Regions from separate parts of the Homo sapiens genome. Here region 2 is linked to region 1. A link is a contact called in ENCODE Hi-C or POLR2A ChIA-PET data. All regions are on one chromosome and are shown on one strand. Each heading gives the region's core, a stretch centred on a gene start or an enhancer-like site at or near the end of the contact. The rest is flanking DNA. Distances are from core to core; before and after follow the strand shown.

Region 1 (6,927 bases), core at 3,137-5,636:
ATCCATGATGGCTATAGTAATTTACATTCATACCAGCAGTGCACAAGGGTCTCCTTTTCTGTATACACTTGCCAACACTTGTTATCTTTCATTTTTTTGATGCTAGCCATTCTAACAGGTGGGAGGTGGTATCTCATAGTGGTTTTAGTTTGCATTTCCTTGGTGATTATTGATGATGATGAGCATTTTTTCATGTATCTGTTGGCCATTTGTATGTCCTTTTTAAAAAAAAAAATTGAGATGGGATCTTGCTATGTTGCCCAGGCTGGTCTCAAACTCCTGGGCTCAAGGAGTCTTCCCACCTCACCCACTTCAGCCTCCCAAGTAGCTGGGATTCAAGCACTAATCACCAAATCCAACTGTATTCCCTCTTTTGAGGAATGTCTATTTAGGTCCTTTGCCCGTTTTTGAAATTGGGTTATTTTCTTTCTGTTGATTTGAGTTGCTAATATATTTTGAATATTAATGTGTTATCAGATATGTGGTTTGTAGGTATTTTCTCCTTATCCACAGGTTGTCACTTTACTTCATTGTTTCCTTTGCTTTGCAGAGGCTTTTTAATTTGATTCCATCCCTTTGTTTATTTTTGTTTTTGTTCCCTGTACTTTTGGGTTTATAACCACGAAACCTTTGCCCAAACTAATGTCATGGAGCTTTTCTTCTCCTTTCTACTGTATAAGGTGTGAGATGAGAGTCTATTTTCATTATTCTCCATGTGGATATCCAGTTTTCCCACCCCTGTTTATTTTTAAGACACAGGGTCTTGCTGTGTTGCCAAGGCTGGTCTTGGAACTCCTAGGTTCAAGCAGTCCTCCCGCCTAGCCTCTGCAGTAGCTGGGACTACAGACATGCACCACTGTGCCTCACTCCCATCACCATTTATTGAAGAGGCTGTCCTTTTCTTACTGTATGCTCTTGGCTACTTTGCCAAAAATCAGTTGACTATAAATGGGTTTATTTCTGGGTTCTCTATTGTGTTCCTTCAGTTAATGTCTCTGTTTGTATGCCAGTACCATACTCTTTGGATTAACATAGCTTTGGAATAAACTTTGAAGTCAGGTAGTGGGATACCTCCAGCCTTGTTCTTTTTGCTCAGGATTGCTTTGGCCATTTGGGATCTTTTGAGGGTTTGAGTATTCCACTGAATCAGAGTCTTGAATGGGGCATTTAAGACCCCCAACACAGACTGAACCAAACTACTCTTACTTCTTACCGTATATCCTGATCACAATACAAACTGGACTGTTTACTATTTTCTTATATCTTAGTTTGTATCCTTCCTTCAGTTTGCCAGTCTGGCTTGCTCATTCTTTCAACCTTAGTTCAGGTGGGTTTTTTTGTTTGTTTGTTTGTTTGTTTGTTTTGAGATGGAGCCTCGCTCTGTGGCTGGAGTGCAGTGGTGTGATCTCAGCTAACTGCAACCTCTACCTCCCAGGTTCAAGCGATTCCCCTGTCTCAGCCTCCCAAGTAGTTGGGATTACAGGCACACACCACCACGCCTGGCTAGTTGTTTTTGTATTTTTAGTAGAGACAGGGTTTCACCATGTTGGCCAGCTGGTCTCGAACTCCTCACCTCAGGTGATCCACCTGCCTCAGCCTCCCAAAGTGCTGGGATTACAGTTATGAGCTACGGCACCTAGCCTCAGGTGTTATTTTTATCTATGAAGTCTTCATTAATCTCGTTCAGAAGTGATTTTTAAAAATACCTTTAGAACTGAGATCACTTTGTGAGTACTTATTACATCCAGTTTACCCAGTTGGTAGGCATTTGAGTTATTTCCAGTTTTTGGCTGTTATGAGCAAAGCTACTGAACATTTGAGTACAGGTCTTTTGTTTTTGTTTCTCTTGAATAAGTTAGGAGAGGGTTTGCTGTGTTGTTGTATGGGAAGCGAATGCTTGACTTCCTACAGTCCCATGGTGTTTTTCAAAATGTCTTTGCCATTTGCATTCCAGTCAGTAGAGTATGGGATTCCAGATGCCTCACCTCCTCAATAAGACTTATTTTTTTTTTTGTCAGTCTTTGATTTTAGCCATTCTAGTGGATGTGTATTGGTATCTCATTGTGGTTTTATTTGCAATTCCCTAATGATAAGTAATGTTGAGTATACTTCCATATGTTTATTTGCCCTTCCTATTTTTTGCTAAGTGTCTCAAAATGTTCATTCTTCATGAATTGGGTTGTTGTCTTACTAAAGTTGTAAGAATTCTGTGTATATGCTAGATACAAATAAATGTTTTGCAAACGTTTTTTCCTCAGTCTGTGGCTCACTTTCCCTAACAGTAATTTCCAAGAGCAAACGTTTTAAATTTTAATGAAAAACCAGTTTAGCATTTGTGTGATTTATGCTTTTTTTTTTTTTTTTTGAGACAGCGTGTCTCACTCTGTCGCCCAGGCATGTTCTCAGCTCACTGCAACCTCCGCCTCCTGGGTTCAAGCGATTCTCGTGTCTCAGCCTCCTGAGTGGCTGGGATTATAGGCATGTGCCATCACGCCCAGCTAAATTTTGTATTTTTAGTAGAGACAGGGTTTCACCATGTTGGCCAGGCTGGTCTCAAACTCCTGACCTCAACCTGCTTCTGCCTCCCAAAGTGCTGGGATTACAGGCGTGAGCCAGCCACTGTGTTCGGCCAGATTTATGCATTTTATGTCCAAAAAAATTTTTGCCTAACCCACAGTAACAGATATTTTCTCCTTAGGCTTATAATGTGCATGTTTCTCAGTCTACTTTTATGTATAATGTTAACATTATGATAGCATACTTACATTTTCATCTTGTCTTTTGTACTGTTGTCATCTTTTTTTTTTTTGAGACGGAGTCTTACTTCTTCGTCTAGACTGGAGTGCAATGGCATGATCTTGGCTCACTGCAACCTCCGCCTCCCAGGTTCAAGCAATTCTCTTGCCTCAGCCTCCCCAGTAGCTGGGATTACAGGCATGTGCCACCACGCCCAGCTAATTTTTGTATTTTTAGTAGAGCTGGGATTTCACCCTGTTGGCCAGGCTGGTCTTGAACTCCTGACCTCAAGTGATCCACCCACTTCAGCCTCCCAAAGTGCTGGGATTACAGGCATGAGCCACTGCGCCTGGCCTGTTGTCATCTGTTTTATGTCTGTTTGCATGGTGTATGTGTGTTAAATACAGACATAAAATTTAAAATGAGAAGAGGCACTTATATTTACTCAAATGTTTACCTTTTCAAATGCTTTTCCTTTTTACAGATCCAACTTTCCATGTAGTATCATTTTCCTCTGGCTGGAGGAATGGCTTTGAACATTTTTTATTATGTAGGTCTGCTTTTTCTATGTCTGATAAAGTCTCCATTTTGAAAGATTGTTTTACTGGGTGTGGAATCCTAAACTGAAATTTTTTCCTTAATATTTTGACTTGTTGCATTTCTAGCTGATAAATTTCTGTAATATTTTGGTTTTGCTTCAACCATTGGATTTCAAGTCCTGTGACTTTTTAAATATTTGTGGTTCTTAAGCACCTAGTACAGCATTTGATAGTAGGTACCTAGCAAGTGAGATTAAATTGCCTGTCTTGTTTTATAATTTTATTTTCTAGGGCTGGGTGTGGTGGCTCATGCCTGTAATCCCAGCAGTTTGGGAGGCTAGGGCAGCAGATCAACTGAGGCCAGGAGTTCAAGACTAGCCTGGCCAACATGACAAAACCCCATCTCTGCTAAGGGTACAAAAACTAGCTGGGTGTGGTGATGTGCACCTGTAATCCCAGCTACTCGGAAGGCTGAAGTAGGAGAATCACTTGAGCCCAGGAGGCGGAGGTTGCCATGAGCCAAGATCTTGCCACTACACTCCAGCCTGGGCAACAGAGTAAGACTCGGTCTCAAAAAAACAAAACAAAAAACAAAAAAAACACTTTGTATTTTCTAGCAAACTATTCCTTCAGCATAAATTGCTTTGGATTAAAAAAAAAAAGAGGTCCAGGCTGGGTGTGGTGGCTCGCAGCACTTTGGGAGGCCAAGGCAGGCAGATCACGAGGTCAGGAGTTCGAGACCAGCCTGGCCAATATGGTGAAACTCTGTCTTTACTAAAAATACAAAAATTAGCCGGACGTGGTGGCGGGCGCCTATAGTCCCAGCTACTTGGGAGGCTGAGGCAGAAGAATCACTTGAACCTGGGAGGTGGAGCTTGCAATGAGCTGAGATTGCACCACTGCCTGGGCAACAGAGCAAGACTCCATCTCAAAAAGACAAAAAATGAAAAACAAAAAAAACAAAAAAAGGTCCAGCCCCACACGGTTAGAAAAATTCTGTTGATATTAATAAGGTCTGGTAATACACTTTGAACAAATTCTTGATGGCTACAGAGAGACTAATCAAAGTATGTGCTTTTGTGCATGTCAAGTACTGAGCTCCCTTCTACTCTTCTCACCTGCTTTTCATTTTCTGTCTTCAAAAATACATATCAAGGCATGGTTCAGGGAAACATGAAGACAAACACAGAATTTATGCTCAGTGGACTAGAACATGTTTGCTTGAGCAAATCTGCAAAAAGTCAGCCACGTGTCTTTTTGTTGTTGTTGTCGTTACTTTTAATATGGCATAAGAACCATAAAGGAAGTGTATTTTTAGAATAAACACAAAACATTTCAGTTTTATGTTATCTTTTCTAGTTTTAAAAATAACATGTTTATTGAAATGTATTTCACATACTGTACAGTTACTGTTTTAAACTATAATTTATTAGTCTTTAGTCTCTTCATAGCTTTGTGTAACCACTAATTTGAGAATATTTCAGTCACTCCAGAGAGAAACTCCATGGCTATTTAGCAGTCACTCCCCATTCCCACATTCCACAGTTTTGGCAACCAACGGTTGGTGATTTCTTTCTGTCTTTGTAGATTTACCTATGCTGGATATTTCATTTCAGTGGAATCATATAATGTATGATCTTTTATGGCTGGATTCTTTCACTAAAGCATAATGTTTTCAAGGTTTATCTGTGTTGTAGTATATGGATCAATATTCCTTTTATTGGCCAAATATCCCATTGTATGGTTATGCCACATTTTATCATTAGTCATGGACCTTTGGGTTAACTTTTTGGCTATTTTTTTAATGCTGCTATGAACATTTGTGTACAAGTTTTTGCATGAGCATTTGTTTTTCTCTTGAGCATATATCTAGGAGTAGAATTGCTGGGTCATATGATAATTCTATGTTTAAGATTTTAAAGAGCTGTCAAGCTGTTTTTTAAAGTAGCTGCATCATTTTTATATTCATATCAGCAACATATGAGGGTTCCAGTTTCTTCACATCCTCAACAAGAGTTGTCTTTTTGATTGTAGCCATCTTGGTATTTGCAGTGGGATCACATTTTGGTTTAGATTTGCATTTCTCTAATGACAAATAAAGTTGAGCATCTTTTCATGTGTTTTTGACCATTTGAGAAATGGCCAAAATCTTTTTTTGAGAAATGTCTACATGAATCTCTTGTCCACCCCCACTACCCCCTCTTTTTTTTGAGACAGGGTCTCACTCTGTTGCCCAGGCTAAAGTGCAGTGGCACAATTTTGGCTCACTGCAGCCTCCATCTCTAGGACTCAAACAATTTCCCTATCTTAGCCTCCTGAGCAGCTGGGACCACAGGTACACGCCACCACACCTGGCTAATTTTTTCGTATTTTTGTATAGATGAGGTTTTGCCGTGCTGCCCAGTCTGGTCTCAAACTCAAGCTCAAGCAATCCTCCCACCTTGGCCTCCCCAAATGCTGGGATTATGGGCATGAGACACCATGCCTGGCCTTCTTTGCCCATTTTTAAATTGGGCTGTCGTCTTATTATAGGATCTTAAGAGTTTTTTATACTGTCTATTCTAGATGTAAGTCCTTTATCAGATACATGATTTACAAATAATTTCTTTCATTCTATCACTTTGTTGATGGTGTCTTTTAAAGCACAAAAGTATTTTATTTTGATGGAGTCCAATTTATTATTTATTGCTTGTGTTTTTTGGTCTCAAATCTAAGAAGGCTTTGCCTAATCTGTGTTCACAAAGATTTTCTGCATTTTCTTCTAAAAATTTTATAGTTATAGCTCCTACTTTGATCCATTTTCAGTTAGTTTTTTGTATGGTGAAAGGAAGAGGTCTAGCTTCATTCTTTTGTGTGTGGATATACAGTTGTCCCAGCACCATTTGTTGAAAAGAGTATTCCTTTTCCATTGAATTGTCTTAGCACCCTTGTTGAAAATCAACTGATCACAAATGTTAGGATTTATTTATGTACTCTGAATTCTGTTCCATTGATTTATGTATCCGTCCGTATGCCAGTACCACACAGTCTTGCTTACTCTGATTTTGCAGTAATTTTTGAAATCAGGAAGTGTGAATCTTCCAACTTAGGTCTTTTTTAAGATTGTTTTGACTGTTTGGGTTCTTGGCATTTTCAAATGAATTTTAGAATCAGCTTGCCAGTTAGTTCAAAAAAGCAGCTAGGATTTTGATAGGGAGTACATTGATTTTAAAAATTTTTTGTTTCATCACTACAGAACTGCAATACATTGACTTTTTAGATTAATTTGGGGAGTATTATCTTGTTAATTTTTTTTTTTTCTTTTTGAGACAGGGTTTCACTATGTTGCTCAGGGTGGTCTTGAACTCCTAGGCTCAAGCGCTCCTCCTGCCTTGGCCTCCCAAGGTGTTGGGATCATAGGCATGAGCCAGCGCGCCTGGCCAGGGAGTATTACCTTTTAACAATTTAAGTCATCTAATACGTGAACACGGGATGTCTTTCCTTTTATTTAGATTTTCCTTAATATTTTTTAGTGTGTTTTGTAGTTTTCAGGGTATAAGCCTTGCACTTTTTAAACTTTTAGGTATTTCATCCTTTTAAAGGCTATTGCAATGGGATTGTTTTCTTTTTTTCTTTTTTTTTTTTTTTTTTTGTTTTTTGAGATGAAGTCTCG
Region 2 (6,927 bases), core at 4,250-6,749, 3.6 Mb after region 1:
CATTCCCCCAGTGCTTGTGGGCCTCCAGTTCACTGCGGGCATGCTCAGGCAAGTCCCCTGTGCAGGTTCCCTTATCTGCACAAAACATCTGATGTAAACACTTGTGGGGCGAGTTGGAGATTCTCCGGGGACCCTTCCCTATCTGCCTAGGCCTTTGTCTGCCTCTTGCCTCTATCAGTAGGACTTCCTTCAAAATTGGAATCAAAATTGCCACCATTTTATCAACTAAGTTTATGTAATATTCTAAATCGTTTGTTGTCATTTCAACAGTGTTTACGGCATCTTCAACAGGAGTAGATTCCATCTCAGGAAACCACTTTCTTTGCTCATCTATAACAAGCATCTTCCACTGATGTCTTGAGCCCCTCAAAGTCATCCATGAGGATTGGAATCAACTTCCTCAAATTCCTGTTAATGTTGATATTTTTAACTCCTCCCATGAACCATGAATTCTCTTAATGACATCTAAAATGGTCAGAAGATTTTCAATTGACTTTGCCCAGATCCATCAGAAGATTCACTATCTATGGCAGCTACAGCCTTACAAAATATATTTCTGAAGTAACAAGACTTGGAAGTCAAAATTACTCCTTGTTCCATGGACAGCAGAATGGATGTTGTGTTAGCAGGCATGAAAACAATATTCATCTCCTTGCACATTTCCATCAGAGCTCTTGGGTTGTTGGTACATTGTCAATGAGCAGTAATATTTTGAAAGGAATCTATTTTTTTTTTCTGAGCACTAGGTCTCCAGACTGGGCTTAAAATGTTCAGTAGACTATGTTGTAAATACATGTGCTGTCATCCAGCCTTTGTTTTTCGATTTCTAGAGCATAGGCAGAGTAGATTTGGCATAATTCTTAAAGGCCCTAGAATTTTTAGAGTGGTCAAAGAGCATCGGCTTCACCTTAGAGTCATGAGCTGCATTAGCCCCTAACAAGGGAGTCAGCCTGTCCTTTGAAGCTTTGAAGCCAAGCCTGGACTTTTACTCTCTAACTCTGAGTCTTAGATGACATCTTCTTCCAATAGAAAGTCATTTAATCTACACTGAAAACCTGTTGTTTCATATAGCTCTCTTCATCAATTACTTGAGCTAGATCTTCTAAATAAATTCCTGCAGCTTCTACATCAGCACTTACTACTTCACCTTGAACTTTTATGTTATGCAGATAGTCTCTTTCCTTAAATCTCATGAATCAACCTCTGCTAACTTCAAACTTTTCTTTGGCAGCTGCCTAACCTCTCTCAGCCTTCAGAGAATTGAAGAGAGGTAAAGCCTTGCTCTGGATTAGGCTTTGGCTTAAGGGAATCTTGTGGCTGGTTTGATCTTCTATCCAGACCACTCAAACTTTCTCCATATCAGCAAGAAGGCTGTTTCACTATTTTTATCATTCCTATGTTCACTGGGGTAGTATTTTTAATATGTTCACTGGGGTAGTATTTTTAATTCCCTTCCAGAACTTTTCCTTTGTATTCACAATTTGGCTAACTGGCTCAAGAGGCCTAGCTTTCAGCCCATCTTGGCTTTCTACATGCCTTCCTCACTAAGCTTAACCATTTTGAGCTTTTATTTCAAGTAAAAGACATGGGAATCTTCCTTTCACTTGAACACTTAGAGGCTGTTTTAGGGTTTTTAATTGGTCTATTTCAATATTGTTGTGTTTCAGAGAATAGGGAGGCCTGAGGAGAGGAAGAGAAATGGGGGGCTGATTGGTGGAGCAGTTAGATCACACACATTTATCAATTAACTTTGCATGAGTGCAATTCATGGTACCCAAAAGCAATTACAATAATAACATCAAAGATCAAAGATCACGGTCCACCATAACAGATATAATAGTAATAATAAAGTTTGAAACATAGTGAGAATTACCAAAATGTGACAGAAAGAAATGAAGACAGCACATACTGTTGGAAAAATGGCACTGGTAGACTTGCTTGATGCAAGGTTGCCACAAACCTTCAGTTCGTAAAAAATGTAATATCTGCAAAGTGCAATAAAGCAAATTGCAATAAAATGAGATATGCCTGTATTTACATGGCATAATTCTTTCCATCCTTTCAATCTTTCTGTAGCCTTTTATTTGAGGTGTCTCTTACAAGCAACATATAATTGATATTATTTTTAATTCTGTCCATAGCATTTGCCTTTTAACTGGAGTATAGATTCCATTTATATTTAATGTACTTGCCAAAAAACCCTCCTGTTTTAAAAAATTTACCTTTTTTTTTTTTTTTGAGACAGAGTTTCACTCTGCTGCCCAGGCTGGAGTGCAGTGGTACAATCTCGGCTCACTGCAGCCTCCGCCTCCTGGGTTCAAGTGATTCTCCTGCCTCAGCCTCCCGAGTAGCTGGGACTACAGGTGCCCACCACCACGCCTAGCTCGTTTTTTGTGTTTTATTTTAATAGAGATGGGGGTTTCACTATGTTGACCAGGCTGGTCTCGAACTCCTGACCTCAGGTGATCTACCCTCCTTGGCTTCCCAAAGTGATCATCTATTTGTTTCTACTTGTCTGTGTTCCTTTTTTCCCTTTCTTGCTTCTTTTATTTTTTATTTTTTCATTTCCCCTCTTTTTTACATGTTATTCATTCTTTTTCTATTACTTTTGCTGTTATTCTAGAGATTATAATATTCATTATTGATGTATTAAAGCCAAGTACTTTTATCAATTCCTATACAATCCTAGGACTTTAGAACACTTTACTTTCATTTACTCTATCTCACTTTTTGTGCTGCTATTGTGTATATTTTAATTCTACATATATTTAAACTTCACATGACGTTATTTTTATTGTTTTATATAAATTGTGTTTATTTATATCTATCCATATATATATATGTATTTATATCTATCCATATATAAAAGGATTGATTGCTCTTCATTCCTTTAGATGTCTCCATGATTTCATTTGGGATTATATTCCATCTGCCTGAAAAACTCCTTTTGGAATTTCCTTTAATGTAAATCAGCTGATGATCTTAGTGTTTCTTGGTTATAAAACTGGCTGTATTTTATTTTCAATTTTGAAGATCATTTTTACTGGGTATATAATATAGGTTGATAGGTAATTTCTCCTAGCGCTTTGAAAACATTTGAAGGTGTTTAGGCTTCCATTGGTTCTTTGAGAATAAGCTTTTAATTTTATTGTTGCTCATTTGCAGATTATATCTCTGTTTTCTTTGCTGATTTTAAACCTTTTCTTTTTGATTTTGTTTCTCAGTAGTTTACAATGTGCCTAGACATGGTTTTCTTTGCTTGAAATCCTGCTCTATGTTCATAATGTTTCTTGACTCTGAGAATTGTTGTTCATTAGTTTTAAAAAATTTCCAGCCGTTATCTTTTCAAATACTGCTTCTTTTCCTTTTTTCTCTCACCTCTCTTCCTGATATTCCAATTACGTGTGTGTTAGAATGTTTTACCACATATCACATGTGTCATAGTCTCCTTTCTGAGACCTTATCTCTTTTATAGAAAGTTCTTTCATATCTCTTGTATGTCATTTTTCATATTTTGTTTTGCTTATTAGCTTCACTAATTCTTGCTTAAGTTGTATCTCATCTGTTATTAAGCCCATAATTCTGTAGTAGTTTTAGTTAGTGTGTTTTTTTCTCCAATTCCAAAATTCCATTGTATTCTTCTTTGGAGTTTCCAGTTCTCTGCTGAAAACTCTTTATCTTGCAATTTAATTTCTTGAAGATATTTAACAGAATTATTTTAAAATCTGTCTTTAAACTTTAATATCTGGATCTTCTGTGTGTTTATTTCTGTTTTCTTTTTCCCTTAGTTTTTAAGACAATTCTGTGTCCTTTGTTTAAATTAAGTTTCAGACATGGTGTATAAAATATTATATGGGTAATGTGTTGCTCTGAATGATGCTTTTTTTCCCCAGAGAGAATATTTACTGTTGCCATTTGAAGCTGGTTTTCAGCCCTTGGGTCTATTTCCCGTTCATCCACACCCCTAGGGTATAGCTCTTCGGAGTCCCAGCTGAAAGCCTAGTTGCTTACCAGCCCCTCATCATAAATAGGTCCTAAACTCCAATTTTTTTTTTGTCTCCCCAACCCCATGAGATGACTGAAAGCTCTGCTTACTTTCTCACTCTTTCAGCCATGGCTTTAAAATCATCAAATACCTCATGGGAAAAGTGGTGGCTTTCTGAGCTGCCTATCTTTCCAGGATTTCAGTCATCCAAGTCCTTGCTGGGAGAGGAAATTTTTAACTTTTGTCAACTTTTCTATTTTTTCTTAGTGAGAATATTGAACACAAATAAACTAGTATATCAGTGCCAGAAGCAAAACTCCACTGAGACAGTCTGAGTAGAGCAGTGGTGTGATTTGGTTTCGATTTTTAAAAGATCACTCTCATTGCCTTGAAAATGAACTATGCGACATTAGGGAGAAAGAAGGATGGAAGCAGGTGGTCCAGTTAGTAAACTATCACAATAATCCAGGTAAGAGATAACGATGGCTCAGGCCATGGTGGTAAGGTGGAAATAGAGAGAAGTGATCAAACGCCGCATCTAGTTTGAAGGAAAAGACAAGAGGGTTTACTGACAAACTGGAGATGAGCATGAGAGAGGAATCAATGCTCATCCCAAGATTTTTGGCCTGAACAGCTAGAAGGAAGGAGATGAAGAAAACTGAGACGGGGAAAGCTGGGTAGGAGTGCATTCATGAAGACCAATCAGCAACTTACTTTTGTGTATGTTAAGTCTGAGATGCTAATTTGACATGTAAGTGGAGATGCCAAATGCATAGTCAAATACACCAGTCTGAAGTTCAGGGAATATTTGGAAGCTAGAGATACAAATTCTGTAGTCATGAGCATATAGATGGTAATTAAAGTCGTAAGACCGGATGAGAGGACCTCGAAAGTAAATATAGAGACGACTACAGACAATATAATAGTGTCTATTTCATAGGGCCGGTGTGCAGGGTTAATAATATTTATACAACTCTGCCTCCAGACCCCTCTCCCAGTGTACGGAGATCAGGATCTCATCACCCCTCCCCACCACGTGAAGTCCTGCTTACAGCTCAAATGCCTTTTATTAACCGAAGTGCCTCCAGACCCCTCCCCTCCTCACCACGTGAAGTCCCGCTTACAGCTCAAATGCCTTTTATTAACCGAAGGTCAGCTTTTGTGACTCTCAGACGCTCAACAGGTGCGCAACTCTGCTAACGCAGTAGGCTGTCCTGGCCAAAGGGTGGTGCTGTGAGTCGCCTCCAGCCTCCGGGCCGTCCCGAAAGCTGCACCTTCTCCCCCTGAGCTGCAGAGGGCGCGCGTGAGGCATCGGGCGCTCAGGACCCCGCGGGAGCTCAGCGAGGGGGCGGGCGGCCACGGAGTGAGGCCGGGGCGGGGTCGGGCGCGGGGCGGACGTGGGGAGGGGTTGGCCGGGGCCAGAAGCAGGGTGCAGGGCAGGCGCGGGGCGGTCACGGGGGCGGGGCCGGTCGCGGGGCGCGGGGCGGGCCCGAGCTACCGGTAGTCTGCCTGCCGCAGTCCGAGCGCCGCGCTGGGGAGAGCGGGTGTTTGAAGGCTCCGCGGACCGGCACTAGGAGCCGGGGGCGGGTCCGTGACCCTCCGGCTGCTCGGAGTGAACAGGCGGCCAGGAAAGAAGCGGGCCTGAACACCATGATCCCTTTGGAGAAGCCAGGCAGCGGCGGCTCCTCCCCAGGCGCCACCTCAGGCTCGGGCCGGGCAGGCCGGGGTCTGAGCGGGCCGTGCCGGCCGCCGCCGCCGCCCCAGGCCCGCGGGCTGCTGACAGAGATACGCGCCGTGGTGCGCACCGAGCCCTTCCAGGACGGCTACAGCCTGTGCCCGGGCCGGGAGCTGGGCAGGTGAGGACGGGCGGGGCCCGGCGCGGAACCTTCCCGGACGCGCGGGGCGGGACGTGGGCGCCGATAAGTGCCGGCGCCGCGGCGGCGAGGCTGAAGTGGCGTTGCTGCTGCCGATAACGCGCGTTGTGACTTGGCACAAACTTGGGTGCCGACGGCAAGTAGGGCAGCCGAGTCGCACCAGCGCCCCCTCCACGCGCCGCGCCCAGCAAGCGAGTGGTGGTAACTCGATGGCGGTCCCGGAGGCGCGGACACTTTCCTCAGCCCTTTCGTTCTCTGTGGCGTTTCGAATGGCTATTTAACGAGAGAAGGTGCGGGCCGCGCTCTGCCTTTCACCCCGAGCAGCGGGTCTGAAAACCAGAGGTCTGTGGAGCCGACTTTGCATTTTTCCTTCAACTCTTGCGACTTTCTTGGTCTGCCTGTGTGGTTTTAATAAAATACAGCATCCGTTGTGACCGCTTCCTTTGCACCGGCGCTCTGTTACCTTGTGTCGGTCTTCTGCTGAATTCATTTTCGTTTTCTTGGTTGGTTTTCTGCCGTTTTAGTTCTAAAGCATTTAGGTCCCTTTGCTTCGAGTTTAGATTGGTTTCTTTCGTGGGCGCTTGGCCCTTTTCTCGCTTTTTACTTTGCTGGGAACCGATTCTTGCCTTCTCCCCCCACCCCACGCTAGCCCACCCTTTTTTTGTGGGAGTAGAGAGAGCTTACAACTTGGTCTGTAAAGTTGCAGGTGCAGGCTGTTCGGATGCTTTACATTTTGTATGCTGAAGAGGGGTGATCGAGTGATTTTTGTGGGGTTTGGCGACTCTTCCTTGAGAACAGTTTGAAGAAGTTGTTAAATACTCTGGCTTTGGGGGCAGACCTGAGTTCATATTCGTGCCCTTCTTGCTGTGTTTGCCTTTGGAGGGGTTAGACTCTCCAGCCTCACTTTCCTCATCCGTAAAATCGTATAATGATGACAGTACCTACCTCAGAGGTGGCCTGAAGATGCCATGCTTGTCAAGCGCATACCACTGGGCTTGCCACATGGCGTTCAGTAAATGTTCGCATTATTGCCAGCATTTGTCATGGTTGCAAAATAGCACCATGTTG

Evidence for each region. A loop is a pair of places that touch in the nucleus more often than their neighbours do. ChIA-PET counts read pairs that join two places held with the same protein, here RNA polymerase II (POLR2A).
Region 2: a map of OCI-LY7 shows a loop between it and region 1 (5-fold over the local background). The contact joins the promoter of STK17A here to the enhancer-like site in region 1. A Hi-C loop is called at or near these places in 1 of 168 maps with a recorded cell type or tissue (OCI-LY7). POLR2A ChIA-PET finds 5 or more read pairs at or near these places in 1 of 52 experiments (GM10248).

What each region holds. Positions count from the first base shown.
Region 1 is chr7:39,967,670-39,974,596 of GRCh38, forward strand. The region is part of intron 1 of CDK13 (cyclin dependent kinase 13); the gene reads left to right. Among named protein-coding and RNA genes, the nearest start is that of CDK13, 21 kb to the left of the region's middle. Within about 2 kb of position 4,387, at least 3 of the 41 ENCODE cell types and tissues checked have a DNase peak (open chromatin) inside an H3K27ac peak, as active enhancers do; they include OCI-LY7, where a contact is called at or near this core.
Region 2 is chr7:43,577,609-43,584,535 of GRCh38, forward strand. STK17A (serine/threonine kinase 17a) reads left to right here and starts at 5,500. Exons shown (of 7, transcript NM_004760.3): 1 at 5,500-5,841. The coding sequence starts at 5,636. RefSeq lists enhancers at 1-720, 1-353, 6,300-6,349, 6,480-6,589 and a silencer at 5,120-5,899.